Regions from separate parts of the Homo sapiens genome. Here regions 1, 2, 3, 4, 5 and 6 are each linked to region 7. The links are chromatin loops, found by intact Hi-C in ENCODE. Cell type or tissue: endothelial cell of umbilical vein. All regions are shown on one strand.

Region 1 (4,000 bases), 260 kb before region 7:
CTGGCAGGCCTCATCTATGAAGCCTTTTCCTGAGCACTCCACTACTTGTCAAAAAACTAGAGCATTTGAAATATGTGCCACATGGTCCCATGAGTTAATATACTCATATTTTGCTCTTTGAAATTAACTAGTTGAAGTATCTCCTCACTTAGTTTGGGTGTGCTTTCAAAACTATCCATTTGTTTCTACATTTGTTACTGGCCAGCTACCATGAGGCATATTGTTGAGCCCTGAGATAATATATTGACTACAGCATGGACTTTGCCTTTGAAAAACTTCTTTCCTGGGGCATGCTTAAAAAAATGTGTATACCTTGAATTATTAAATACGGATCAATGTTTGTGATTATGGTTATTCTGAAAGCATAGCCTTAAACACTGTTTGAAATTTGGAAAAGGAAAAAGATAGACAAGCAAGTCTGCTATAATCTTGATTAATAAATTTCGATCATGTACTGAAACTCAGTATTTTTAATTTTACCAATTATCAACAGAAATGTATAGTTTCCAGAATCATTTTGGGGACAAGATGCAAATCTTAACAAACAATTTACTCCGAAAGAAATGGACTATGAGTTAGGCTGATGTGAGTTGTTGGCTTTTATTTCTGCCCTAGTTATCTGATGCAGATATCCTAGTGGATGATTTATTATGATGCTTGAGTCCTGAGGCTCTTACACTAAGGGTTGAATAATTAGTGAGGAAATGTTTTTCAAATATATTCTGATTCAGACAATTTAACTATGTGTGTCTTTGTGGGCATATATATTTGTGCTCTGAGTTGTATGAGAAAGTTCCAGCACTTTTCCCTTTTCTCTAAAAAGCTTTTTAGACAAATTAATATTGAAAACCACAAAAATGGATGAAATGTATTTTCTTCATCTTTTCACTAATCTTTCTAACATAGGATTATGTTAGAATAATCACCCCCCTTTTTTCTCCATCAGGTTTTTCCCCTGGCTTCATGAGATTTAGAACTCTTTCTTAAGATTACTATAGTGTTAAGAGTTCTGGTTGAGCTGGGCGCGGTGGCTCACGCCTGTAATCCCAGCACTTTGGGAGGCCGAGGCGGGCGGATCACGAGGTCAGGAGATAGAGACCATCCTGGCTAACACGGTGAAACCCCGTCTCTACTAATAATACAACAAAATTAGCGGGGCGTGGTGGCGGGCACCTGCAGTCCCAGCTACTCGGGAGGCTGAGGCAGGAGAATGGCGTGAACGCAGGAGGCGGAGCTTGCAGTGAGCCGAGATAGCGCCACTGCACTCCAGCCTGGGTGACAGAGCGAGACTCTGCCTCAAAAAAAAAAAAAAAAAAAAAAAAGAAAGAGTTCTGGTTGAGGGGAAAGGTGAATATTCAGAGCACAGGCCTGTTCCCATCAAGCACATCCTGCAGTAATAGCCCAGCTAGCTTCATCTGCTACAGTGATGCTCCTCCTATTTGCCTCTGATTTAGGTTTCTGTGAGTGAGGTCCTCTTAGTGACCATATAAGTCAAAGAGGAAAAACTCGATATCCGGTGAAGTCAGTTTGTGCAAGTACAACAAAGTGAAGACACACAGTGCCTAGTGTCTGGTTTCTCTGGAGCTCAGGAACTAGGTGTGTCCCAGCTGTGACTCATGAACATGGCATTTGTTACGTTAACCTAAGGAGACTACAGACTTTATTTGCTGTCCTTGTAGCACCTTTTGTCAGCAGAAAACCCAGACTGGCAAACAGAACTGTATGATTCTGAGTTTGAAGGAGGCAATCTCTAAATCAAAAGGCCAGAACCTATGTTCATCGTGGTGTACCTGCTCTGTTGTAAAACAAGGAGGAATAATTTTCTGTTTATTACTCATAAGACCTGGACTTAGGGATGCTGAGCTCATCAATAGAGAATGAAGCCCAAATCAATAATTATCTTCTATTGCAAAGTATTATTTCCTCCATACTGGTCTTTCTCTGGTGAAGGATTCAGTGAGTATTTGCGCTTTGAGCTGTTACTATATAATTATCACACAGATAAGGTCAGTAGGTAAAAGCTGAGCACTTCAAATAACTAACTGAGGCTTCATCTCTCTCCTTTGTGCCTCCAACAAAGGATGTGGTTAGGAAATACAGGGAAGGAACCCCTCCCCACAGGCTGGTAGGTTATCTCATTGCTTTGAGGGGGCCCTGCCTTCTGCTGCCTTCTTAGTTTGTATTACCCCTAGGGGCAAGGCCTCTAAAGTGAGTAGGTCTATCACTTTCTGGGTGGTAGGAGTCCTGCCAGCTCATGGTGGGAGACTCACAGATGAGGAGGGACCTTGTCAACACCCTGGGGGTGGAACAAGACCTCACTCATTAAGCCTTTGTTTCAGAAGCTAAGCATCTAATTAGGATTTTTCTGGTGGAATTACAAGCATTTCTTTTTTAAGTGGTTTAAGACAAAGGACTGGGAATGGGGTAACAATATGACAATTTTTAAACATATAGTAGCTGCTGAGACTCAGAAGAGAGGAATAGACTCCCAGCAGGAAGAATTACTAAGCCCTGGATGTTAAGACTAAAGAAAATTGTGAGATTTTATTCCCTGGCTGTCTTAAAAAATATGATGCGTCATTATTTCTCTGCCATTTGCAAAATAAAGCCAGCCTGAAGGAAACGCACAAGGGATGGTTTCTTCATTCACTCAGAAGACACCTGCCGTGAGACAGGCAGTGTGCAAGATTGGTCTGGGGAATGCAAAGATAAATTGGATCCAGCCCTTACCCCTCACATGGCTTCTATTCTACCTACCAGGGAATCCAGTGACCATTTATTGAGGTTCCTTGGTATTATTTAAAAAAATACGTGGTAATATCAACAAACCCGAATTTAATGCTTGGCATTATATATGTCAAGATGAAGCTAGACACAAGAGATCTGCTATGCTTTGCAATGTGCCTTTTTAAAGACCCATCTTACCGACAACATGAGATGAGTGCTGTCTGTGCTGCTGCCTCGTGGCTGCCCTCCACCCCCAATTCTCTATCAAAGAGATGTTGACAGGGAGATGATGACAGTAGAATATATAACAGCCAATCAACACCTTTCATACAAAGCTCTGTAGCCAGATACCACAGTCAGAGGAACCTACCAAATTATGTATTTCATTCACTTTATGCTCAGCGCAATTAGACAAATTGCTATGGAAAGCATATATCCTGGAGTGACACCAAGAGCAACGTGTCCCAGGTGCCGAACAGAACATGGAGAGACAAGATCCCCAATCCCAAGAAGTTTCCACTGTCCTTGGAACACTGATAACTCCCCCTGGAGAATACTGCAGGTGATTTAATTAACAAAACAAGAGGAGGCTCAATGAGTGGGGCAAACTATCCAAGGATGAAGGGAAGAAGGAGAAAGGTGAGGGTTTATTACCATCTCAGTAAAGACCTATTGATAGTTAAAATTTCTATGCTGTACTTAGAAATGCTGAGTTCCTAGTGATACAGGAGCTAGAAAGAAACAATTTAGGCAGTTAGTGATGGAAAGAGAGTCCTCAGCAAAGCTTCCCTTTCAAAAAAAGCAGCCCCCAAATAATTTCTTTTCTAACAAAGAGCAGCCTGAAAAATCAAGCTGCAGACACAGATAAGCAAGCTAGAAGCTTGCACAGGTGAATGCCTGCAGCTGTGCCAATAGAAAAGGGCTACCTAGGAGCCAGGCATATCCAACATGGAGTCTTCATCTTCCCTTTCCTTTGTCACCACATGTGCAATAAGGGAATACACAACGTGGCACCAGCCATGTAGAGAACACACTTGAATAATAAAAGATTAGCGTAGGATGGCCAGTTTCTTCACGTGCTATGTAAATGGAACACCTGGTCCAACCAATCTCTTGTGTGCTATGTAAGTCAGACACCACCTCCTCAAGCTCATCTATAAAACCAGCCGCATCTTGCTGTGAACCTGGAAACCCATCTGGGACCCCTTCCTCTGCACAAGGGAGCTTTCCTCTTTCTTTCACCTATAAACTTCCGCTCTTAAGCTCACTCCTT
Region 2 (4,000 bases), 270 kb before region 7:
ACCCGGGAGGTGGAGGTTGCAGAGCTGAGATCACGCTACTGTTCTCCAGCCTGGTGCCAGAATGAGACTCCATCTCAAATGTATATATACACACGTATATATACATATAAGTGTATATATATGTATATATGTGTATATATACATATATTACATATATAACATAACACATATATTACCTCTATAACATACATATTACATATATATTACATAGATGTTACATATATTATATATACACGTATACATATATCTATATATACACGTATATATAGATATATATAAAATGTTAGCTATTCCTCACCCTGGCTGTGAACTTTCGTTTCTCTCCACCCAGGCTTTTGAAATGCCACTTTCTCATAGAAGAATGGCTTTTCTTCAAGGTTCTGCTGGTGAGCTGTTTTTTAAATGTGTTCTCTTCTGTGAGGCTTTCCTGGACTTCTCAAGGCAAAAAGGCTTTGTGGTCTCTCCTCTGGTATTTGTTAACAAGTCTGATTCCCCACTTGACAGAGAGCTCTTGTAGGGGAGGCACGGCATCTTTTTTTTATCTCTGTGTTCTCAGCATCCAGAGAAGGCACGCTTTGAATGTCTGTTAATTGAGATGACAATCCCAACCCCATATTGCAAGGAGAATGATTGGAATCTCTCCCATACTTGGCTTTAAAGTCATCTACAAGCCTGAACTGAGAGTCTTAGAGACTTTCAGGCCAGAAGGTACTAAGAGGTTTGTCAAGTCACAGACTGAAGAAAATATTTGCAATACATATATCTGATAAAAGACTGGGCATCTCTCTGGAATATCAGTTTCTAAGAAATGGTGCTAACACATCCTTATAATAAATCAGAAAAACGGTGCCTGGTAACTCAGGTTTCCACATGCAACTCCTTTCATTACTGGAAATAAAAATTGTTTTACTTTGACCAAAGTAGATGATGTCTTCCAGTATAAAAAAAAAAAAAACACTCCTCCCCAGCATCAACCTACCTCTGTTGTTTTTGTACATGAATATGTTATTAGCAGCAATGACAGACGGCTAACATCTGAGTCCAGCCACTTGACAATCATTCGAAGTCAGCAGGAACAGACGTGCTGAAATAAAAAAAGACGAGATGAAGTGCTCTACCTAGGGAACACCGCCTTGCAATATATACGTGTCACTGACCTCTACTTAGGAATGTGAGTGCAAATTGTCCTCTGGCTATGGGCAACAACATAAGCCACGAAATGAAAGAGCTCCAAATAAATTAAAATGATAAATTTAGCGATTTAGTGTGAACATAAAAAGCTTTACAACTTCACGAATTAAAAAAACAGTTTCAATGTTAGAAGTCAAGAGAGCAGCTCCCTTTAGGGGGTGGGGTGGTAGTGGGCAGAGGAGAGCCTGGGGGACTTCTGTCTTCTGTTTCTTGGTCTGGGTGCTGAGAACATAGGCGTGTTCACTTTGGAGGAATGCTCCAAGCTGCACATCAAGATATATGCTCTTTCCCGTATGTGTTATGTTTCAAAAAAGCTTACCCCTTCCTCCTCTCAAAAAGCATTTTTTCCCTTTCATTTTTTTATTTCTTCTTCTTCTTCTCTCTCTCTCTTTTTTTTTAACTAGATACACGCTGAACAAACAAAATATGCAAAGAATAATAGTTTGAAGGGGTGCCAGCATGCTAGCGTGCCTCTGGAAGCGTACATGCCTTGGTCTGGACTGGGCATCAGATGTGCATTTTCACTTGATGTAATTCATTTCCTTGTTCCATGACCCAGCTTTCCTCTTTGGGGTAAAGGCCCGTCCAGCATTTTTCTTGGACAAGGTCTCCACCTTTGCTGCATCCAGGGAGACTCCTTCAGTGCCACGGTCCTGCCTCAGGTTAGTTTCCTTGTACGTGTTGCCTGGCTTTGTCAGGTCTTAATGCCATCCTGAAGCTGGTAAAATGAGCCAAGTGACTTCATCTCTCATGGCACACCTTGAGGACATTACTTGGGCACAAGCCAATTCACTGCTCACAGCCCGAGAGACATTTTTTTCCCATGAGCTAGCTCCTCTCCTCCTCTCTCACAAATAACTTCCTCTATGGGAAAGGACACATCAGAGAACAAGGAGCATTGTAACGGGTGAGAAATATGCTTGACATGGGGAAGGAGATGCCGTCCTCACTCCCTCCTTCCCCACCCTCCCACACTCATCTGTCAACTCTAATTTCTCACTAATGCTTGGGTTTCACTCTAAGCTCCCTTTGCTTGCTCGTGCCCACCAACAGAAATATCCAGGAAAAGAAAGAGCATCAGGAATGACTGGCCTGTGTGCAAGCAATTCCTTGTTGTTGCTGACTGCCTTCTGCAGCTTGGCGAATTTGACTCTTGGAATGCACGGACAGAAGTAGCATTTTTCTCTCCACCAGAAGTCTGACACTGACCATGTCAATGAGCGTCAATTGGCAGTACGTGTGTGTTGGTTGACCCTTTACATCAAGACCAAGCTAAGCATTTGCTTTCCTTTGGTCAATTCCACTGGTCCTTCCTTTTGGTCAATCCCATCGCTCTCTGACCCAGGGCCAGAGGAACATAGCATTTCTCCTAACTTGGACAATGTTGCAACACCAAAAAGGCTTGTACTGAAGTACGGAGGAGGTAGATGTGAAGAGTCATCCTTTTGTCAGATTGCAAAGGTGTTGCAGCCCATTAGTTTCAGGATGTTTTTATTTTGTTCCCTTCCAGTAAATGTTTTCAGAGATTTTGCCTCGGGTTTTTAAAGATGTTTTATAAGTTATGGGTCTCTTTAAAATTTTTAATCATCTTAATGAGGTATAATTTATATACAATAAAATGCCTAGACAGTGATCCCATTTGATGGATTTTACAATTATATATACCCATCCAAACCAAGATAGAAAACACCTCCTTCACCCAGAAAACCCCTCATTTCCTTTTCCAGTCAGTTCCCTCACACACACTCACTCCTGCCCTACCCCCAGCCCCACTAGAGCCTAGGAGAAGTCACTGTTCTGATTTCTTTCACCATAAGTTAGCTTTGCTTCTATAAAATGTAGCACCTCAGTATATATTCTTTTAGGTCTTGCTAATTTTGCTCAACATAATGTTTTTGAGATTTGTTCATGTTATTGCCTTTGTCAGCAGTTTGTTCTACTTTATTGCTGAGTAATATTCCATTGTACAAATATATGACAATACATTTATCAATTCTCCTGTATGAGTACAATGGAATTGTTTCTATTTGGAGCTGTTACTAAGAGTGCTGTGAGCACTCTTGTAAAAGTCTTTTTTATGTTCTTTTTTTCCATTTCTCTTGCATAAATATCTGAGAGTAGAATTGCGGGGCCATAAGTAGGTTTATGGTTAACTTTATATGAAAGTTCCAAAATTTTTCCAAACTGGTTATACCATTCTTATATTCTTACCAGCAGTGCCTGGGATATCGAATTGCTTCATGCTTGGTATTGTCAATATTTTTATTTTACTTAGTCCAACATTTGGTATTATCACAGTTTATTTACTTCAGCTATGATGATTTGTGTGAAATGCCATTTCACTGTGGCATTAGTTGGCATTTCCCTGATGATCTACGGTGTTGAGCTTACTGGCCATTCGTTCTTCCTATGTGATAGGCACGTTCATGTATTTTGCCTGTTTTTACAAATTGACTTTTTTGTGTTTTTATTGTTGGTTTTTAAGAGTTCTCTATACATCCTGGATATGAGTCCTTTATTAGACATATGTATTGCATAGGTATTTTCCAGTTTGTAGCTTGAGAATTTATTTTTTAATGATGGCTTCTGATGAACAGAAATTATTAATATTTATGAAGTCTGACATCATTTTTTTTAAATTACTCCTTTTTATGTCCTGCTTAAGACATCTTTGTCTTCCCAAATGTTGTGCTATATTCTCAAGGTTCCTCTTAGAGACTTTAGGTTTTTAGTCTTTATGTTTTTGTCTATGATCCATATCAAATTAATTTTTGTGCACGGTATAAGGCGGGGGGTGGTCAAGACTCAT
Region 3 (4,000 bases), 190 kb before region 7:
TTATAGGATATACAATCTTTATTTTGATAGCATTGTTGGATTGACAGAAATTCAACTTGGTATGATATCATGCATGTATTTGAATTTTTTTAAATAAAAAAATTCCTAAATGTAATGATACCTTCATAATTCTGATGCAAGAGCCCTTTAAATTCTGTGTTAATGGAGAAGTATGACTGCCTTCTATGGTAATCCATCAATAATGAGTTGTTATATATTGAAATTTATTATGTGGAAAGAGTTTTCTTGCTAATTTTAATATCTTTGAAGGTAAGAGCTATGTTTAATTTCTCTTTCTTCCCTTACAACTTTGTGTTTGTACATGATAGATACTCAATAAATGTTTTTTAGTTAAATGATAGAATCAATCAATAAATGAAAGATTGAATTAGAGATGAGTATTAAAGACATAGACTCTGTCTCTAAGAACTTTAGAATGTAAATGGGTAGACAAGGCATAGTTTAATAAAGACGTAAACGTGGAATAGTAAGTGTCAAGCAAGTGGTACAGATGATAACTTTTAATGAAGTCCAGCAGAGGAAAGACCTCAGGGTAAAAGTTGAACTTGAACTATACATTAACAAATTAGTAGGAATTCAGTAACTCAAAAAGATGTTAGGATATTACTCGCAGGTACTCCTAGTGATAGAAGAAAAAACCTAGAGATGAAGGAACATTAGATGTGTTCTTGGGATTGTGAAGAGATCAGTTTAGGAGAGGAAGAAAAATAAAGGACATGGATGAGAAATAGGAGTGGAAGAAGAGATTGGAGTCACACTGGGAAGTCTGCAATGCCAAAGGAATCTGGACTTTATCCTATAGGCAAGGTTGAACTGTGTACAATTACAGAATTCATTCCATCATCAACAGGTACTTATGAATTCCAGGCAAGACGCTAGAGACACAAGTTAAGGACATACATAGACACAGTGCATGCCATGGAAGTGATAGGTCCAATGAGTGTGTGATGAGAGTGTGGTAGTTGAATCTATCTAGGCTGACTTAGCACGCAGGGCTGCTGGGACCAAGCCCTGCCTTTTGCTTTGGATATTCTCCACTGTTCCCAGATAAAGAAAATGATGGCAGCATGTAGACCCTTTTTCCCCACTGGAGCTGAAGTTCTACCAGAAAACCTTAGCAATGCTAATTATTAGTGTTTATGAAGGCTTCTGAATCTATCATAAGACATGTAGGAAATTTCTAAATAATTTTCAAGTTCCTCAAAAATCACAGGGAAAAGTTGCCATACTACTTAATACTTGACACATGGAACATGAATATTGTTTCTCCTTCAATCAGAACCTATGATAGAAAATAATTAAGATTTCTTTATATTTTAGTGACTTAAAATGAAAATGAAAGTTTAACTGTTAAAATGAAAACATACAGAGATATTTCATTATTTTTACCCCATATATGGCATGGCAAGAGCCAAAAAGTAACCAATTTAATTTTTGGCAATGTAAAGAATTATCATGGTATTTTAGTATATGTGCTGCTGAGGTGAGTACTATCACGGTATTTTAAATACACATGAAGACACATGCGTCTTCATAACTGTATGACCACAGTCTTTTAACTTTCAAGTAAGAGGAGACTAAATTCTACCATGTTTGCAGAGGAGGTACCTTGGCCCTCACTAGAAATTTAACTTTCTTTAAACACGAACTTCAAGCAAACGAATCTATTCAGAATTTTAATTTGGGTGGTGGGGGGGGGTGCTTTGCTTTTGTAAGAGAGCTTGATAATCTTTCCCTGTTGAGCTCCTCAGTCTCCCAGGCTCCGTGGAGCTGCAGGATGTCATGCACTTGGACAGCAGCCACCTTGGAAAAATCTAAGCAGGCATAACTTGGTGTTAATGACTTTGGTAGCTTAGAGAAATAAAAAACGAGGAGCAGGTCCTCATGCAAGGCCTACGGGGGCGAGGTGGTTTTCCTCTTTGCAGTAAGGTTTGCTCTTTGTAAGAATGCTCAGAGTTAGATTCCTGCTCCTGCTCCAACTGGTTCAGGCTGACAATTGTGAAATGCTTCCCTGCCTGTCCTAATCGAAGGCCCACAACCAGGACCACAGAAGCAACCTTGGTTTGTGATGGACCCTTGTCTAAGGATCAGGTTTCCAGCATCATTTTCTACTTGCAGGTAGTTTTACCTGAATTTCTTCTTAGCTTTCCAGCATTTCCCGTGCCTGGGCCTCAGACAACTGTCTTCCCAATAACCTATGACTGACCTCCTTGGATCCCTGGTTTCTCCCTTGCTCTGACCTCTGCTAAATCCATATGCTGCAGATCTTTTACCTTGACTACCTGGCTCCTGACAGCTGGTTCATGCTTGCCTCAGCCAGGAGTGCAGACTCATACAGTTGTCAGATTTGCTGGTTGGGACCTAGACTTTGATTTCCTTGCTGAGCTGCTCTCCACAGACACCATACAGCTGTAAGACCTTATTCAGAAGGTTATGGAGTCACTTCCTTGGGAAGTTTTCATAAGAAAGGCTGAACAAACTTGCTTAGATAGTATGAGTCTAGCCTTAGACACAACAGCAGCCTTCTAATTTTATGATCCTTACCAACACTCTTACTACAAACCATACCGTGCCATTCTACAAACAATTTCTGTAAGTTGCAAAAATTTCTGACAACCCTATCTCAGGTTCAATTCCAGGTCTCCCTCACATAAGATGTGTCATGTATGTATGGATATAGGTCTCACAAACACTAAAAGAAATGTCAATTTAGGGTAATATATAGAAGCCAAAGCAAAAGACACACAAAAAATGAAGGCCTTATATTCTTCTCTGTCAATATTTCTAGTTAGAAATCCCAATTGACAACACTTATCATTCATTTTACCTTTGGAGAGATTTCTGAGTACTTCCAGTCTCTTTTATTTGAATTATTTTGGCTTGCTTTTTATTTAAGGGATAGAAAAAAAAGGGGGGCATTCTGAATTAAGCCTTCCCACATACATCTGTGTGAGGGAGATAGGTATCCAACATTCCACAGGTGATTCTGTGGCCAAAAAGCTTCAAGAGGGGAGCATGTCTTGAAAACACAGACAAGATGAGTCAATATCAGACATCAGAGACCAGGAGTCCCCTGCTCATGAGCCCCAAGGCACTCCATGGTGGGATGTGAAGAAGCCCTCCCAGGTGAGGTGAGGCAGGCAGTGGGATTTGGCTGAAGGAAGCCTTTCTCTGTCTCCTGGTGTGCTGACTTAGTGCACAGGGCTGCTGGGCCCAAGCCCTGCCTTTCATATTGGACATTTTCCAATCTGCCCAGATAGAGAAAACAAACAATGGCAGCATGAAGAGGGGCCATCTCCAGGTAATTCATCTGACTTCCAACTGTCCAGGGTTCTCCCATCAGAGCTGAAATACTACCCGGCAGACTGGCCATCAGGCAGCCGGACCTGGATATTTCCTTCAGCAGTGCTAATTCCTAGTGTCTTTACAGGAATCCTGACCCAGAAAGTCACCTCAATAGGTAAGAGGTTAAAAAAGCACAAACAGGGGAAACAAACTGGGTGATAAAAATTCTTGAGCCCTGGGGAGCTCAGAAAGGGGATTTGGAGCACAATTCACACTTGGGCCAGCCAGCTCTGTTCACGCTGATAAGTTGTTTTTTGAGAAAAACAAATGAATTCATATCTGATAAACCAGCACATTGATAATACCAAATTCCTTTTCCCTTTCTAAGGCTCTGTCAGGGAGGAGGGATAGATTATTTTTGCTGTGCAGGGGCAGAGAGGGTGGTAAGATTTACTGTAGATGCTACACAATGAAATATTTTTTGGTTTAATCAGTTTTGCAGGAATTGTACTGTTAAATGTCCCTTATTAAGAAATACCTTTATGTCCCCGTAAGAGTATTAGAATGACAGTTGATAAAATCTGTTTTAAAAGTGTTCATTGTTCCCATCACAAGTAAGAGCACCTTGGTTGATCCCAGGAGAGTTTTGATAAATTTTTATGTTTTTGAGGGGTTAGACCAAGTGCTGTTCCTC
Region 4 (4,000 bases), 290 kb before region 7:
TGAGTCTACCTCACCTATATTGCACTCTGGCAGAAGTATTTCCCACATTTAATTATTGCCTCCCCAAACTCTTCCCACCCCTGCTGCCCCTTCCTCCATCCCCCATACTAAATCCTAGCCTCGTAGAAGTCTGGTCTAATGTGTCAGCAGTAGATATAATATTTTCATGGTAATCTACTAGCTCTGATCCATAAGAAAAAAAAGATCATTAAATCAGGAGATTCCCTGTCCTTGATTTTTGGAGACACAATGGTATAGGGTTGTTTATGAAATATATTGAAAAGTAAGTGTTTGTTACGCTTTAAAGCAGTAAAATTATTTTCCTTTATATAACCGGCTAATGAAAGAGGTTGGATTGAATTTTGATGTACTTATTTTTTTATAGATATTTATATTCAAACAATTTATTCCTTATATTTACCATGTTAAATATCTGTTTGGGCAGGCCATATTGGTCTATGTATTTTTAAAATATGTATTTCTAAATGAAATTGAGAACATGCTTTGTTTTGCCTGTCAAGGTAATGACTTTAGAAAATAAATATTTTTTTCCTTACTGTACTGATTTGGAATCATTACTGAAATTTGTAAGGAGTGGGCCAACGTGATTAAGTACCATAAAGGCAAATAAATGGTTAAAGACGGTTTCATAGAAAAGTGACAATTAGAAGGATATTACGGTCTAAGCTAATTATATAAAGAATTTTATCTGTATCTTAAATGTTGATTTTATACTGCATTGAGGTAAAAACACAAAACAAAAAAGCAGCTTTAACACCTCTGTCTTCTCTTGGGTAGCAGCCTCCTGCTTCTCCTTCACCTGAAAAATTCTCCAGGGACTTCATCCATTAACTTGGCTCAGGCTATTAGGCAGGATTCAACAGTTTAAGCTGATGGTGTGGTGAGAGATGCTTTATCCATATTAATGGACTGAAGGAAGTAATGGCAAGACAACCCCCCAAAACATACCTAATTATACAAAGTTATATACCAAAGTTGCTTTTAGAAAATGGCCTGCTCAGAGCAAGTAGAGGTTTCCAATGGCTTTTTATTTTCTCACATTAAGGATGTTGTTTCTTAAGGAACATTGAGTACCATTGCTTCTTCGTGATAGCCTAGGACTGGCCGTGTGCCCATGGAGGTAGAGACACCAGGTACTGATTCTAGGTCCTCTGCCACAAAGCACCACTTCCTCTCCACTTTGCCTTGGCTGGCCTTGTCAGCTCACTGGAGAGCACAGTATTGCAATTGCAGTATTGCAAATGGTCACTACTAACTGAATTCTCTAAGAGCTTGATTAGCCCTCGAGAATCTTCCTTGCCCTTCTCTAATAGTGTCTGAAGGAATTCCTGGCATTTAACAAATATTAGCATGTAGTGATCACTGTCGTCCTAACAGTGACACATCAGAAGGATTTCAAATAACAGTCTTCAGGCATGCGTAATCAATGTCCTGTGCAGAGTCTCCGTCCTCATTGATCCTCATTTTTCTCTTTAAGGCACAGTCCAATGTCTTTGGGGAATTGTTTATAAAGCTTACTTTATCCATAAACTGTTTCTCAGTGCGTGACTCTGAAGAAAATTTTGAAGTTTTGCCCATGTTGACAAGGTGCTTGGTCTGAACTTGGCCAGTATTTAATCTTGAGCAAACGATTCAATTTCCTTCTATCGTGAGTTTTCTCATCTATGAAACAAGGGAGTTGAGGGGAGTTTCTTTCATACCTCTGAGAAAGAGTTTGAGATTACATAAAGAAGTTGAAGTGGCATGAAAAAAAATAAAGATCTGAGCTTAGAAGACATGGATCTAATACATTTAAGAGGAAGTCAGAATCAGAGAAGCCACTGAACAAAACAGTCCAAAGGACAGCATAGTAAGTCAGATTGATGAGTTTTGGTTGGGTTTTTCATCAGTCAAACCCTTGAGCCCCCCTTTCCCATGCTTCCTGCTTCAGTATCCAGTAGGAAAAATGAAAGGGATGATGTAGACACTCTAGGGCATGAGGATTTGCAGTAAATAAGTTGGGAGACTCACAGAAAATTAATATTTTTCAAACATGAAGACGAAACATTCAATTATATTACAGTCCACATCAGCTTGAAGGGTAAACTGATGGGATGGTCTGTCACATTTCTTGCTCTGTTTCCAGTAAAAGCATGGTTTCTGGAAACCCACTTAGGACAGCTTTCTCTCTTTACACTGATAGCCCAGGCAAGCTTTGATCTCAGAACTCCAGAAACCAGAGAACTCTAGGTGGAATGTGGTAACTTTTGCCAGGGCAGAGGGAACACCTACTAATAGGTACTTCATTTGCACCACCAGAGATTGGCATCTTTTTTGATGGATCCACTGGCTTTGATACTGCCTGTACTCCCCCAAAACACAGCTTGGGTATTGGACTAATCTAGAGCTCCCTCAGGAGAACTCTTGCTGACATTAAGAAAGAGCAACATTTTGTCTTTCCAGGTGAAAATCCAAGGCCCAAAAAGGGAGGTGACTCACCTAAGATCACAGAAGGAGCTGTAGCATCTCTGGAGCCTGAACACTTAAGTTAAGCACGACTATTTCAGCCAGAGGGCCCCTGGAGGTCTGCAGAAACAGATGCCCAGGCAAACCTTGCTAGAAGGCTCTGGGTACTAAAGCCAAAATCAGTCTTTCTGAAAGCTTTGCCTCCCAGCCTTGTAGACAGTGCTAGCAGACCCATCCCCTCAAGAGGAAAGAGAAGAAATGCAGGGGAAGAAAAAAGGACTATAAGGAGGCTATCTCATGGCATCGTTAAGTAAATGTCTATAGGATAAAATAGAATATAACCAAGAATTTTTAATTATTATTTTTAGACTTTACTCACCAAAGAATCTATCTGAGTGAAGGGGGAAATCTCTCGGTCAGTTCTCTTTTTTTTTTTTTTTTTTTTTTTTTTTGAGATGGAGTTTTGCTCTTGTTGCCTAGGCAGGAGTGCAATGGCGCTATCTCAGCTCACCACAACCTCTGCCTCCTGGGTTCAAGCGATTCTCCTGCCTCAGCCTCCTCAGTAGCTGAGATTACAGGCATGTGCCACCATGCCCGGCTAATTTTGTATTTTTAGTAGAGACGGGGCTTCTCCGTGTTGGTCAGGCTGGTCTCGAACTCCTGACCTCAGGTGATCCGCCCACCTTGGCCTCCCAAAGTCCTGTGATTACAGGCGTGAGCCACTGTGCCTGGCCCGGTCAGTTCTCTTTTACTCTACAATGCAAGGCAGTGGTCTGCTTTTTTTTTTCCCCCTCTCTGTTTCTAAGGTCTTGAAAATGCCTGTTTTCACATTTAAGTTCTCAATGTGTAAAACACTGCTTTCAAGCTTATGTTCTTAATAGAGTCCCTTCTGCATTGGCTTTATCTCACCTTTATACTCACAGTTCCTGGGGACTTTGGGTCTGGAGCTCAGAATTTATCTACTGCAAGTGAATGTTACACATTTCACAGTAACCTCTCATCTTTGTAGATAATTTGGTTTCCTGTAGCTTTTCACATCCTTTCTCTCATTCGACCCCTACCCTCACACAACAATCCTTTCGGGAAGCTGGAACCATATCATGTATCCATCAGCCAACCAAGGAAAGAGACATATCGAGAGGGTGAGTGACTCATCCAGAGTCCAACATCAGGCAAATAGCAAGACCAGAACCCGGGACCCCTGACCCTTTCTTCTTAAACTCCTCCAGAGCCAAGGGGATACACTGGACCTGCAACTTGGACTAACGTAGATTATTTCCAGCTTGTGAGTGAACTGTGAGTGGAATGAACTTGTTCTTATTCTCTTAGGAAGATCAAAGCTCCGTATGTACCCTGAGCCCTAGTTTTGAACGTCTCTGTCGTATGATTATTTGTTTACTGCATCATTCTTGTTATGACAATGCATGGTTGGCAGAAAACTTGCTGGCATTTACAAAGCTTGCCTCAAATCTGGTGCCATGAAGCCATGACAACTTCATTGACAACTACTGGCCACAGAGCCAATACATCGGAG
Region 5 (4,000 bases), 94 kb before region 7:
ATTAAAAAAATTACATCGTGTTTTGAAAACTCACTGAAATGTCCTAAATTAGCCAGAGATCATTTAATGCTTTATCCAAAGCAGCACTTGCTAAAGATGAGTATTTGGGTACCATAGCCTTACCCCAGAGAGATTAATGATGGAAGTTGTGGGGCCATGGCTCATCAGTGGGAGAATTTTATGCCACTGTGCCCTTGTACCTGGAGATATAGGTTCCTCTATCTATAAAGGCATGACCTTGGTTCCAGGCCACAGATTCTGGTAGAACTTACACACATCTGAATCATCATCCCTAACGGAGACCTTTCAGCACTCAGCACAGCCTACATTTTACATAGAAGGGAAAACCAAGATGCAAGAGGTAAAGAAATTTGGCTAATATCACATTCTGTACGTAAATAGCATAGCCAAGACAGAACTTTTACAAATCAGGACTCGGTTGGCACTCGGACTGAAGGCAGAGAGTCCGCCTCTGAAGACTGAACATGCCCCTGGGTAAGCCCAAGTGTCAGGTGGGCAGAGACGGCCATAGGTGATGTGAAGGAGTCCCAGCCAGCTGGCAGTACACTTCTGCAAAAGGGAATGATGTTGAGGGAGAGAGTTCCAGCCTGGCCATCAGGGTGTTGTGCCTGGGATGTGGAGCTGTGAAAAGGACCCAGACCCATATTGTGGGCTTGGCAGTGTTCAGGCAGTTTTCATGAGGTCCAGGGAAGACCCTACTCCCAGAAACATTGTATTACTGAGCCAGTTATCAAGACAGGGGCTCCCTGGAAGAAAGGTCAGGGCCCAAGATTCTAGAAATGACATGTAAGATGAGCAAGAGCAAGATGGACTTTATCGGCTTCAGAATATCAGCACCTGTGGACAAGACAAGCTAATTGTGATATGAAAATTAGAATGTTAGCAGTGGAAGGAATGTTCCACATTGTAAACATGAGAACTGAAGGGAAGAAATGTGTAGGATTTTTTTCCCAGTAAAATGGCTGTTGTCTTTAATGTTTTCTTGTCCTTTGAGCTGCATTGCTGACACATATTAACCACAGTGTAAGAAAGTCACATTTGGATGCAAATGTGACCATGGAAGCAATATTAAAAGTAAAAGAAAAGATTTTGGTGAAACCATGGAGAAAGACATAGACTGGCTCTCAGGAGAACTGGAAATTAGCTGAATGCAGAGGGGCAGGGCTTTGTTGAAGCACTCATTAAAAAATCTCAGCATTAAGCCTGGGCAGAGGAAGAAGAATAATTGGAACTGAGGAAGCTTGAAATCCAGATGGTGTCAGTCAAGATGGAGGTTTAGCCTTTGCAGCTCCTCAACAGATTTGAAATCTAGTAGAACCATGAAACCCTGCCAAGTCAACTAAGAGACACTAAGAGCAAATTAGGCCTAAAATATAATCTGGGGCCTGAGTTTTGGATTAGGATTAATAAGACTTTTTTAGAGACTCAAGAGACCAAAAGAGAAAGCTCAGACTGAGTCCCAAGGAAATCATAGAATGACGCAGAGGTCATAATCCCTACCAAGATGAAAAACAGCAGGGAAAGACTAAAATTCCTCAGTGTTTAAGACTGTCAGAAGTTCGTACCTGAGGATTAACCTCCCATTGCAATAAAATTTAGTTATGTCATTTCTAAACTGATTAATTTCAGCTTGGAGTGAGTGGGATCAGAAACTGTGGCTCTGCCCACTTACTTCCCCTGTAACATAGCAGCCCCCTGGATATGGGAAATCTTTGGTGAATGTATCAGCAATTGAAACAAATGAAATATCTCTGGGACATTAATCATTAAACTTTCATATCTGTTATGACAAAAACAATACTCTGAGCACAGGCATTACTGGAAATTCATGAAATGAACCCTCTTTTTTGGGTCAGTGTTTACTACAGTACTGATTGTTTCAGAAAGAAAACTTTATGAAAGGAAATCAAGAGCATTTCTCCAACTCCACGAGCCCTGCAATAACAGGAAACAAAACTTCTATTTCTGTAGTTTTCCAGATAAGAACTGAATAGTGGATTTTTTTTGAAGACATGTGGCAAGTACTGTTTAAGACATATAAATTAATGTCTATTGCACAGGCTTGGCTGGGTGACTCACATTGCGGCTTCTATTTCTGGTGGGGGAGACTCAGATACATTTGTCATGACTCCAGTAAGTGGTAAAAAATGACAAATTGGCAGAGAAGAAGTTGTTGCTAACAATGTGGCCATTTCAGCCTTGGTCATTCAATGGGACCACTCTGCCCCAAGAACATTCTAGGCTGACTGTGAAGCACAGCAAAGCCTAACTAGTTACTATGCAGTTGAAGCCAATTTCTAGTGGCCTCCTAAGACTCCTACAGTTCAGATGCTCTCCAAGAGTAGACAAAACAATGGAAAGACATGCCAGAGTGTGCAAAGAATGAGGAAACATTTTCATGTTTCCATGTGCATTTTCTTGTTCATGCTTTCTGTTCACTGGAAACACAAGATGTAAGCAGAGATATTGGCAAAGAATGATGGGGCATTCCAATATTGAGACAATGGTATGAATGAATATTCATAATAAAGGTCAGATGCTTGGAGGTTGAAGCAAAATCAGGTGAAGAGTTGCCAGTGACTGTTTACAGTCTTGAGATCTTCATGCCTCCAGCATGAGACCTCATGAGAGATCCTGAGACCTCCAGGCTCCCCTCAATGAGATCTTCCATGGAAACTAGCACTCAGTCGCCTTAAAAGGGATCTTTCTTTGAATATGCAAAGAAGTGGTTTACTCAGTTAGTTCAGAACATATTTGCTAATTACAAATTATATACTTCAAGTACAATAGCTAGCTGGTCTATTACAATATACTTCCCCAAAGTTTTCACAAGTCACGTTGTAATAGCAAACATAATTAGGGAGGTATGTGTGTTTCATTTTAAAGTTTATCCTCTTCAGCAGCTCCGAAAAGGACAGGAAAGTTAGGTCAGAAATCCAGGAGGCCATTTAAGACACAAATCTCTCAAAACACACCGTCTGAGCACATGCTGATATGGAAATATGTACATTGAGAGATTCTTTAAGTTATAATGCAAAGGTTCTTTTTTTATTTTATTTTATTTTATTTATTTATTTTTTTGAGATGGAGTCTCACTCTGTCGCCCAGTCTGGAGTGCAGTGGCACGATCTCAGCTCACTGCAACTTCCGCCTCCTGGGTTCAAGTGATTCTCCTGCCTCAGCCTCCCGAGTAGCTGTGACCACAGGCGCATGCCACCACATCCCACTAATTTTTTGTATTTTTAGTAGAGATGGGGTTTCACTGTGTTAGCCAGCATGGTCTCGATCTCCTGACCTTGTGATTCGCCCTCCTCGGACTCCCAAAGTGCTGGGATTACAGGCATGAGCCACCGCACTCGGCCAATGCAAAGGTTCTTTTATGGTCAAGGTTTTCAGCTTTTTAATCATGACACTGGATTATTGGCTTCCTTGTTTGCTAAGACATTATTGATGTCATTCCTTGTTGACATGACTCAGAGAAAAGAATTTTTAATATTTGATTATGTCAACAATTGTGAAACATTACTGAGAGCATCAAAGTAGAAGAGGGTGAGATGAGTACCTTTGTTGAATGTCTTATTGCTACAATCAGTAAATAACTGTAAAGATGCAAGAATAACATATCTCCACACCCAGATTCAGTCACTGCTAATATTTTGCTATATTTTGTTATGTATTTTATTTTTGCCTGTTCTAGACCACATTTATCCACAATTTTGCATCCTGCTTTTATTACACTTAACTTTAATACCATAAGCAGGTTACTAGGTTATTAAAACTCTATGTAAAGATCACTTTTATAAAGAGTGATCTTTATTAAATTGACACATAAAGGTTGTTTGCAGTGGGTTTTTTTCTTTCTTTCTTTCTTTCTTTCTTTTTTTTTTTTCTTTTTTTTTGAGACAGAGTTTTGCTCTTGTTGCCTAGGCTGGAGTGTAATGGTGCGACTTCAGCTCACTGTAACCTCCGCCTCCTGGGT
Region 6 (4,000 bases), 970 kb before region 7:
TAGGCACACGCCACCACGCCTGGCTAATTTTTGTATTTTTAGTAGAGATGGGGGTTTCACCATGTTGCACAGGATGGTCTCAAACTCCTGACCTCAGGTGATCCACCTGCCTCGGCTTTCCAAAGTGCTGGGATTACAGGTGTTGGCCATCGCACCTGGCCCATATTTGCATTTAAAACTGACATTGTACAATGTAAAGATGAACCATAAAATTCATGCTAATAATTTAAAATTTTAATTTTTCTTGACTTAGAACAACACTAAACAGCAGATTTTTTTTTTTAACATCATGATAAATTGAGACACTGCAGAAGGAAGGAAAAAAGCTTTATTTTATAGTACCTTTGACAATAGTTTCTTCCCCCACTTTTAAACAGTTTTCATTTGCACTGGGTCTCATGAATACAGAGCTTGCTGTGCTGGTGATAAATAGAAATTTTGGCAGAAACACATCACATGGTCGTTAGGCTTAATCTTGGAGATTTGTGTAGCTTATGTCTACTAGTGCTCACATCACCTCTACTTAGGATTTCATTTTAGCAATTGTCTTTTTTTGGATTCCCCCAGAAGCATACCAAGATGAGAATTAAAGTGGGGACGTGGTGGCCCTGACAAGAGAAACCTGTGTAAAGGGCTTACTGGAGAATACAGAGGGTGTGGGAATGATGAAGTAGTCAGGTTATTCAAGGGAGCTGAAGGGGCCACTGAAAAATGTTTCATGAGAAATGTGTGTACTTTCCTCAGCAGAGGCTATGCCGCCTGCCCTTCCCCTCCCTTTCTCCATCGTTTCTGGATGCTAGGACTTCAGAATTTGTTTAGGAGGAGACACACATTTGTGATGGAAATCACAGTGTTATGGCTGAATTATGTCCCTCAAAATTAATATGTTGAAGTCCAAACCCTCAGGAGTCCAAACTCTCAAGAGTGTGACTGTATTTGGAGATAGGGACTTTATAGAAGTAATGAAGTTAAAAAGTAAAGTCATGAGGGTGGGCACTAATTCAATATAACTGGTGTCCTTCTATGAAGATGAGATGAGGACATAGACGTGCACAGAGGGAAGATCATAGGAGCGCACAGGGGAAGATGCCATCTGCAAACCAAGGAGAGAGGCCTCAGGAGAAACCAACCCTGCTCACACCTGGATCTCGAACTTCTGGGCTCCAGGGCTGTGAAAGAACACATTTCTATTGTTTAAGCCCCGCAGTCTGTGGTACTTTGTTATGGAAGCCCTAGCAAATGAACACACGTGGTTAGAAAAAAAATCCATCAGGAAACATGAAACAGAGTTCCTTGCTAAAATGACCTTGGAAGACATGATGAGAGATCAGAATGCTAGGGCAAGAACAGGAGATGAGTCTACAAACCTGGGGCAAAACTGGAAGAGTTCTGAGGGCCAGCTCTGCCACGTAGTGGATTTGTGGTCTTGGGTAAGGTACTTAATCTCTTGGTGCCTACATATTGTCGACTGTAAAATGAGCTTCAAATACAGTATACATGATAGAGATGCCATCAGAATTAAATGAGATAATGCTTGCAAAATGCTCAATATGTTAGCTCATCTTGTTTTTCTGTAGGAAGTAAGAACTCCTTAAGGACTAGCATCATGTTTTCTTCTGCTTTGGAAGTAAACTGGAAGCATGTCTTGAGTGTTAGCCTTTCACTTCAAGGAAACAAATCTGTGTGGAAGTTGAAGTCTAGTTGGGGAAAACCAGATACACAAAGGAAGTGATGAAGCTAGAATGTGCAGTTCATCAGTGGATGCTTACCACTTACCAGAAACTGTGTCATACACCTGATTTCATACCCATCTCATTTTAATCCTCTACAAAGTTATGAGATGGATGTCTTTGCCTCATTTTCAAAGATGTGAAAACAATTGGCTAGAGTGGTTAAAGGATTTTTCCAGAGCCTGCTGCCAGTAATTTACGGAGCAGGAATCAAACCTAGGTGTGTGGGTATCAAATTCATTTATGCCATGACTATTAAAATAAAACTTCCTTTCAAATTATCTTCCTAATTACCCTGCAAGGCAGGTGAGGACCTATTGCTAGCACCATTTTATATATTAGGAAAATATGACCCAGGAAATCCTGAACCATCCAAGTACGTACCCAATGTTAAGTGTAAAGCCAACTCAGTTCCAGTGAGGTTTTCTGGCTCGTAATCTGGTGATATTTAGCTACTTAGATACTGTTTAGATATTCAGATTCTCAGTGAGTGACTCACAAGATTATGTCTGCGAACTGTGGCTAGATTTCATTTTGAAGGAAGTTTTGGAATGCCACTTTTCCTGTATAGGATGGGAAACCCATTGATGTCAGCCACGATCCCAGGGCAGCTGGAGTGCTGTGGGCCCAGCATGGGCTTGGGGGTCAGAAGACAGAATTTTTGCTCTGGTTCTGCCACAAATTGGCTGAGTGACTTTGAACACTTCATTCTTCTTGGCCATGAGTTTCTCATCTGCAATTTGGAGAGACTGTACCGAATAATTTCCAAAATCTGTTAAAAATCTGATTCTATGAAATGGAATCTCCGGTTGGGCCTAAGAAACTAGTAAGAAGCCCAGAGACGTATGGAGGTAGAGATTGCCCTCTGTTAGTCTCAGCAAGAAGGAAATCACCTTCCCCACAAAAAAAAAACCATTTTATAGCTGAAATTGCAGAGAAGCAGTGGCACAGGCAACATTGGTGGGTGGGGGAAAAGTCCTTATTAAAATCTTGGTTACAGGAATAAGTCTACTGGGGACTTAAAGAAATCCCATTTGCACTCCAAGGATCAGCAAGTACAAATCCTACAAGAACTCTCTGGCCATAGAACAGAGAGTCCTAGAACAAAGCCTGTTTTGATCCTTTGTCTTGGTTAAGGGTGACACCATATCTCCAGCATAAACGACGACGATTGCATTGTTCGCATGCCGGTAATAGAAAAGGAAAACACAACCAGGCTGTTTGGTTAGTTTTGGCATGCACAGTTCAGGGTGGGAAATGCCCTTGGGTTCTGGCTGACCACCTGTTATTTAATTTTTTAATAAGTGTGCCAGCTTCAAAATACCAGAGACTCTCCTTGAAGGGTAATCACAAAGAATTGAATGTCCTGGTATTTGGAACAAGCATTCTATCTAGCTTATTGGCATCATAGCCCTTACTGTAATATCAGCGATAACAGCAGTAACCGCAACAAGAGCCCATGTCAGGTCCCTGGGGATCTCCCAAAGAAAACCTTTCCATTTATAGCAAAAAACAGTAAAGAAGCAGGGATCTGAGGGGGAAACATAGATAGTTTGTTCCCGTGGTAGCACTTCCCTCGGTATTCTAGTGCGGGATTAGTGGGCTTCAAAGTGGAACTGCCTCCAGCCTCAGTGGGCCTAGGACCATGCCCATCAGTTATCCACTCTGGTTTTGGAGGTCACTGTGTGATCTTGGGCTGACCTTGGAAGCTTCTGACTTACCGGCCTGAGGTTCGCATAATTGCAGGGCTTCTATGTTCTGACGGCTAAACTGGAAAGCATGGTATTCATGCTGGATACCTCGTCCAACAGGTGTCACCATGTGGTCCATAGACCGGCAGCATTAGCATCCCTCTGGAGCTTGTTAGAAATGCCCCACCCTAGATACAGGGAATAGGAGCCTGAATAAGATCCTTGTAACAAGATCCTGGGGTGATTCATTTGCACATTTTAGTTAGAGAAGCCCTGAAATGAAACCATACCACCCTGCATATCTGGGAGGTAGATTAGCCATTCACTGGCCCAGGACTGTTTGGTTGTAAGAAGAAAGAACTTACTTTGGAAATTCAATGGGTACAATCAGAGCTTTTCTGTTTTCTGCTCTGTGATATTACCTCTTTTCAGCCAAAAGGAAAAGGTTCTTTTATTTAGAAAAAAAAAGTATTTGGGGAAAAAATAGCTGAAACAATTCACATAAAAGAAAAAAACATGCTTAATATCTCCACTTAAAAACACATGAATAAATAAGTTTAGGTCCTCTTGCAACTTTTC
Region 7 (4,000 bases):
GCTCACGGCTATAGTCCCAGCACTTTGGAAGGCTGAGGCCAGCAGATCACGAGGTCAAGAGATCAAGACCAGCCTGGCCAACATAGTGAAACCTCGTCTCTACTAAAAAGACAAAAAATAACTGCTCATGGTGGCGTGCACCTACAGTCCCAGCTACTCGGGAGGCTGAGGCAGGAGAATCGCTTGAACCCGGGAGGCAGAGGTTGCAGTGAGCCGAGATTGCCCCACTGTACTCCAGCCTGGTGACAGAGAGAGACTGTCAAAAAAAAAAAAAAAGTTAGATGACACCTGAAACACAGAGTAGTTTCATGGAAAGTGAAGATTTGAAAGCAGATCATCATTATAAGATATGAGAAAAACAACTCATCAAAAATATTTTAAGAGAAAGCATTATTTTAAGAGAAAGCATTAAACTGAGGTATATTTTGTTAATTACTATCCTAAAACTTTTAGTGCTTACCACGTGTAATGTGTTGGCATAATAGAAGACATAATTTCTCCCAAAGGCGTCAAACTTGTCCTTGATACTCAAGTGAAGATATTGGTCAGATGTTACTGATTTTAATTTAAAATTCAGAAATAGAAATATGCCAGGCACTGTGGCTAATGCCTATAATCCCAGCACTTTAGGAGGCAAGGCGGGAAGATCACTTGAGCCTGGAAGATTGAGGCTGAAGTGAGCTATGATTGCACCACTGCACTCCAGCCCAAGCTAGAGAGAGAGAGAGAGAGAGAGAGAGAGAGACTCCATCTCAAAAAAAGAGAGAGAGAGAGACCCCATCTCAAAAAAAAAGAGAGAGAGAGAAAATAAAGTTTCAGAAAGACTTCTGAATCTTAAAAAATTAAACATAAGTCTATGAAAACATAAGCAATAGTCTCATACTATTGTATGAGTGGTCTCTTCTTTTCTTTCTCTCCCAAGGATATCCTTCTCAGCCTAAAACACTTTTGTCGACACTTCGCCCAATATCCATCACATTTTACATCTGCTAAGAATTTTAACTTTTATTGTCAGTTTAACCAACAATTCAATAATATAGAAAGCGGAAGAATCAGGATTGATTCAGCCAATTCAAACTTTACATACTGAGGCATTTGCAGCAAATCTAGTAAACATCTTTGGATTTTCCAGAAACTTAAAGCAGTCTATTTGTTTGTGTCTCCCTGTTTTGTTTTGTTTTTTTTTTTTTTGAGGTGGGGGTCTCGCTCTGTTGCCCAGGCTGGAGTTCAGTGGTGCAACCATAGCTCACAACAGCCTCCGCCTCCCGGACTCAAGTGATCCTCCTACCTCAGCCTCCTGAGTAGCTGAGACCACACGTTTCATTCACCATATCATCTCAAAGCTTAAATAAGAGCCTGTCAAGCACCAAATAAAGTTGGAGTAGGAAGAGTGGTGTCAAACTTTTGAAGAGAAAGTTTTAAACTGAGCATTCCAAGAAATAACTGGTGTTTTCTCTTCCTCTTGCTGATTGGAGAAACTGAAGGATGGAGCAATTAAAATTTCCCAACCCCATTCAGTGGAAAAGGAAACATACTGTGGAAAGAATTGCTAGCAATTGTAGTCAGTGTCCATCTCTATGGATTTGGCGTGGAAATTCACATTACAACAAGTGAAAAACAACTCACGGTACCCTCAATACAATGGGCATCGATTCTGCTTCCCTTGGTGATTTAAAAACAAATCTGGATCTGGATATATGTGCTTTAGAAAATGCAATTTGTCGACTTGGTTGTTACTATATGGCATTTGTAGAGCTTGACTTAGGCTTGTCTTAAAAAAAAAGCTTCTTAAAACTGTATGCCTTTATCAGAAGTCGCCCCTCGGCTATTTACAAGTGCCATGGTTACAGACCTGCTAGACTGATGATATTCACATGCAGGAAACAATGCAAGGAAAACAGGATTTGCACGGCTCCGACTGCACTGGCCCAAGAATTCCAGGAAGTGATTGTACTTTATGAAACCGTCTGTGCTCCGCTAGATTGTCTATAGCTTTTAAGGTCAAGTCCTATCACGGCGAGTTTGCAATGCCCTTTGTAACAAGGCAGAGTGTTTATGAAGCTGAGTACATGCTGTATTGTTTATCAGCCCAGGCAGTTGAAAGGTGCGATATTCCAATCTTGTGGTTCAGGATGGCACTGGGAATCGATCACAGGCTTTTCTGACATAGGCTTGGGATTAGTTCAAAGAGTCCCTGGCAACAGTGACCATGCGACAGTCCAGCACATGGAGAAAGTCACGAAGCCCACAGTCCCTGACAGGAGAGATGGGTTTGTGTGGGAGATCAATGTGGGGAGCACTGTGAGTTTATGTTTTAAGATCCCTGTGCTTCCTGCTGTAGCTGAGCAGTCTCCTTGGAGAGTGAAAGGTGCTGGCGTACAGTAACTGCTGATTCTGAGAGTACGGAAAGGAGAGTGAGACAACAATGGAATTTATTTCTTCGTAAGAGAGCTGGGAGGCAGCCAGGCATTCCAGGCCCTTGCTCTCGAATTCTTTGATTTCTCTACATGCATAATGACTAGAGACTCCTGTTGCCTCTGGACTCGGGGATACTGGAGCCGGACAGTGGACGCCCAAACCGCTCATGTTACTCCACAGCCCTGCCTAATTTTAGGCGCCAAGGCTGGACGTGACTGACCAGACTCCTGCTCGCTCCCTCTCCACGAATGATGTTGGTCCCTGAAGCTAGGTTAAACAAGCAATAGTCCACAGCTATTGTTAAGGACGCTGTCGTGATGGAATCAGCTGGGCACTGGGCATCCTTTGCACTCGGAGTGATGGCGGCTAGCCAGGCATCTGTGAACTTTCTGGAGACATTTAGGTGTTGTGTACCAAAGTCACGGCACCTTAGGGGCAAGCATGATCCCCCAGTGTTTTCAGATGCGTGGACTGAATGAACCTCAGTGAGTGACTGCTGATGTCAAATCAATCAATATCGATTTAATGAAGTCTGTTAGTTTATAAGTCAAGTGACTTGCCATTAGGGACTGTTTCCTCAAGGATGACAAAATAAATAACAACAATGAAATACTTTTTATCCAGTTACCACGTTCTGTGCCCCATACTGGCTTTTGAAGATCTGGCTTTGCAATGTAGCGTTGTATTTTATTGACTGAATTTTATTTTATTTCTAAATTCATAGGCATCTTGAGGTTCATCACTTCATAGGTACTCTGGACTAACATCACATAGTTATCAAGCCTTTTAATAAAACTGTTATTTTTTTCTAGTAGACTCAATAGAGGACCATTGTTGGATGTCTTATAGGCATAACTACCTCATAAAGGGTTGCTAATTACTGGCCAAAACACTTAACTAAATAAAAATTAAAAGTTCCACTCATCAGGTAAGAAGAGTCCTGAAACCTGTGTTTTGGTCTTGACTCTCCCATTAACTCCTAGGAAATTTTACCTCCCCCAGTGACAGACATTGGGATAATCATTCCCTGCCCCTTTGTTTTTCCTCTGCAAAAAGAGGTGCTTTAAATATGTAATTGATCTCTAGGGGATTTCCCATCTATGAAGATTGAATCTCTAACACTCGGCCTGTAAGTCAGAAGACTCAGAGGTGTTTGAACCAGAGCAACTCCATCTCGAATAGGAGCTGGGTAAAATAAGGCTGATACTTGCTGGGCTGCATTCCTACTAAGTTAGGCATTCTAAGTCATAGGATGAGATCGGAGGTCGCACAAAATACAGGTCATAAAGACATTGCTGATAAAACAGGTTGCAGTAAAAAAAGCCTGCCAAAACCCACCCAGTCAAGACAAGAGTGACTTCTGGTTGTCCTCACTGCTACACTCCCACCAGCACTGTGATAGTTTACAAATGCCATGGCAACATCATGAAGTTACCCTATAGGGTTTAAAAAGGGGAGGCATGAATAACCCACGCCTTGCTTAGCATATCATCAAGATATAACCATAAAAATGGACAACCAGTAGCTCTCAGAGCTGCTCTGCTTCTGTACGCCATTCTTTTATTCCTTTACTTTTTTAATA

What was found. Peaks named below come from ENCODE experiments on the same cell type or tissue, not always from the same donor. Only the 100,000 strongest peaks of a DNase experiment are listed, where the experiment ranks them.
Region 1: a loop joins it to region 7, with 4 times the contacts of the local background. A loop is called at or near these places in 3 of 110 quality-filtered maps.
Region 2: it touches region 7 in a loop (3-fold over the local background); 4 of 110 quality-filtered maps call a loop at or near these places.
Region 3: it touches region 7 in a loop (2.7-fold over the local background); 6 of 110 quality-filtered maps call a loop at or near these places.
Region 4: a loop joins it to region 7, with 4 times the contacts of the local background. A loop is called at or near these places in 7 of 110 quality-filtered maps.
Region 5: it touches region 7 in a loop (5-fold over the local background); 5 of 110 quality-filtered maps call a loop at or near these places.
Region 6: it touches region 7 in a loop (7-fold over the local background); 2 of 110 quality-filtered maps call a loop at or near these places.

What each region holds. Positions count from the first base shown.
Region 1 is chr6:12,322,758-12,326,757 of GRCh38, forward strand. No RefSeq gene overlaps it. Among named protein-coding and RNA genes, the nearest start is that of EDN1, 34 kb to the left of the region's middle. In endothelial cell of umbilical vein, no CTCF peak of the experiment used is centred here; a DNase peak (open chromatin) is centred at 1,564; H3K27ac peaks cover 1,408 bases.
Region 2 is chr6:12,312,377-12,316,376 of GRCh38, forward strand. No RefSeq gene overlaps it. Among named protein-coding and RNA genes, the nearest start is that of EDN1, 24 kb to the left of the region's middle. In endothelial cell of umbilical vein, no CTCF peak of the experiment used is centred here; DNase peaks (open chromatin) are centred at 1,695 and 1,855; H3K27ac peaks cover 1,925 bases.
Region 3 is chr6:12,390,846-12,394,845 of GRCh38, forward strand. No RefSeq gene overlaps it. Among named protein-coding and RNA genes, the nearest start is that of EDN1, 100 kb to the left of the region's middle. In endothelial cell of umbilical vein, no CTCF peak of the experiment used is centred here; DNase peaks (open chromatin) are centred at 1,826, 2,466 and 3,536; H3K27ac peaks cover 2,225 bases.
Region 4 is chr6:12,296,634-12,300,633 of GRCh38, forward strand. It overlaps EDN1 (endothelin 1), which reads left to right. Exons shown (of 5, transcript NM_001955.5): 5 at 1-561. Among named protein-coding and RNA genes, the nearest start is that of EDN1, 8.3 kb to the left of the region's middle. In endothelial cell of umbilical vein, no CTCF peak of the experiment used is centred here; DNase peaks (open chromatin) are centred at 1,148, 1,698, 2,638 and 3,368; H3K4me3 peaks cover 329 bases; H3K27ac peaks cover 2,580 bases.
Region 5 is chr6:12,489,047-12,493,046 of GRCh38, forward strand. No RefSeq gene overlaps it. Among named protein-coding and RNA genes, the nearest start is that of LINC02530, 94 kb to the right of the region's middle. In endothelial cell of umbilical vein, no CTCF peak of the experiment used is centred here; a DNase peak (open chromatin) is centred at 2,095; H3K27ac peaks cover 3,295 bases.
Region 6 is chr6:11,611,791-11,615,790 of GRCh38, forward strand. No RefSeq gene overlaps it. Among named protein-coding and RNA genes, the nearest start is that of TMEM170B, 76 kb to the left of the region's middle. In endothelial cell of umbilical vein, no CTCF peak of the experiment used is centred here; DNase peaks (open chromatin) are centred at 2,281, 2,941 and 3,591; H3K27ac peaks cover 4,000 bases.
Region 7 is chr6:12,583,252-12,587,251 of GRCh38, forward strand. It overlaps LINC02530 (long intergenic non-protein coding RNA 2530), which reads right to left and starts at 2,153. Exons shown (of 2, transcript NR_149140.1): 1 at 1,853-2,153; 2 at 1-256. In endothelial cell of umbilical vein, no CTCF peak of the experiment used is centred here; DNase peaks (open chromatin) are centred at 1,930 and 2,390; H3K27ac peaks cover 3,897 bases.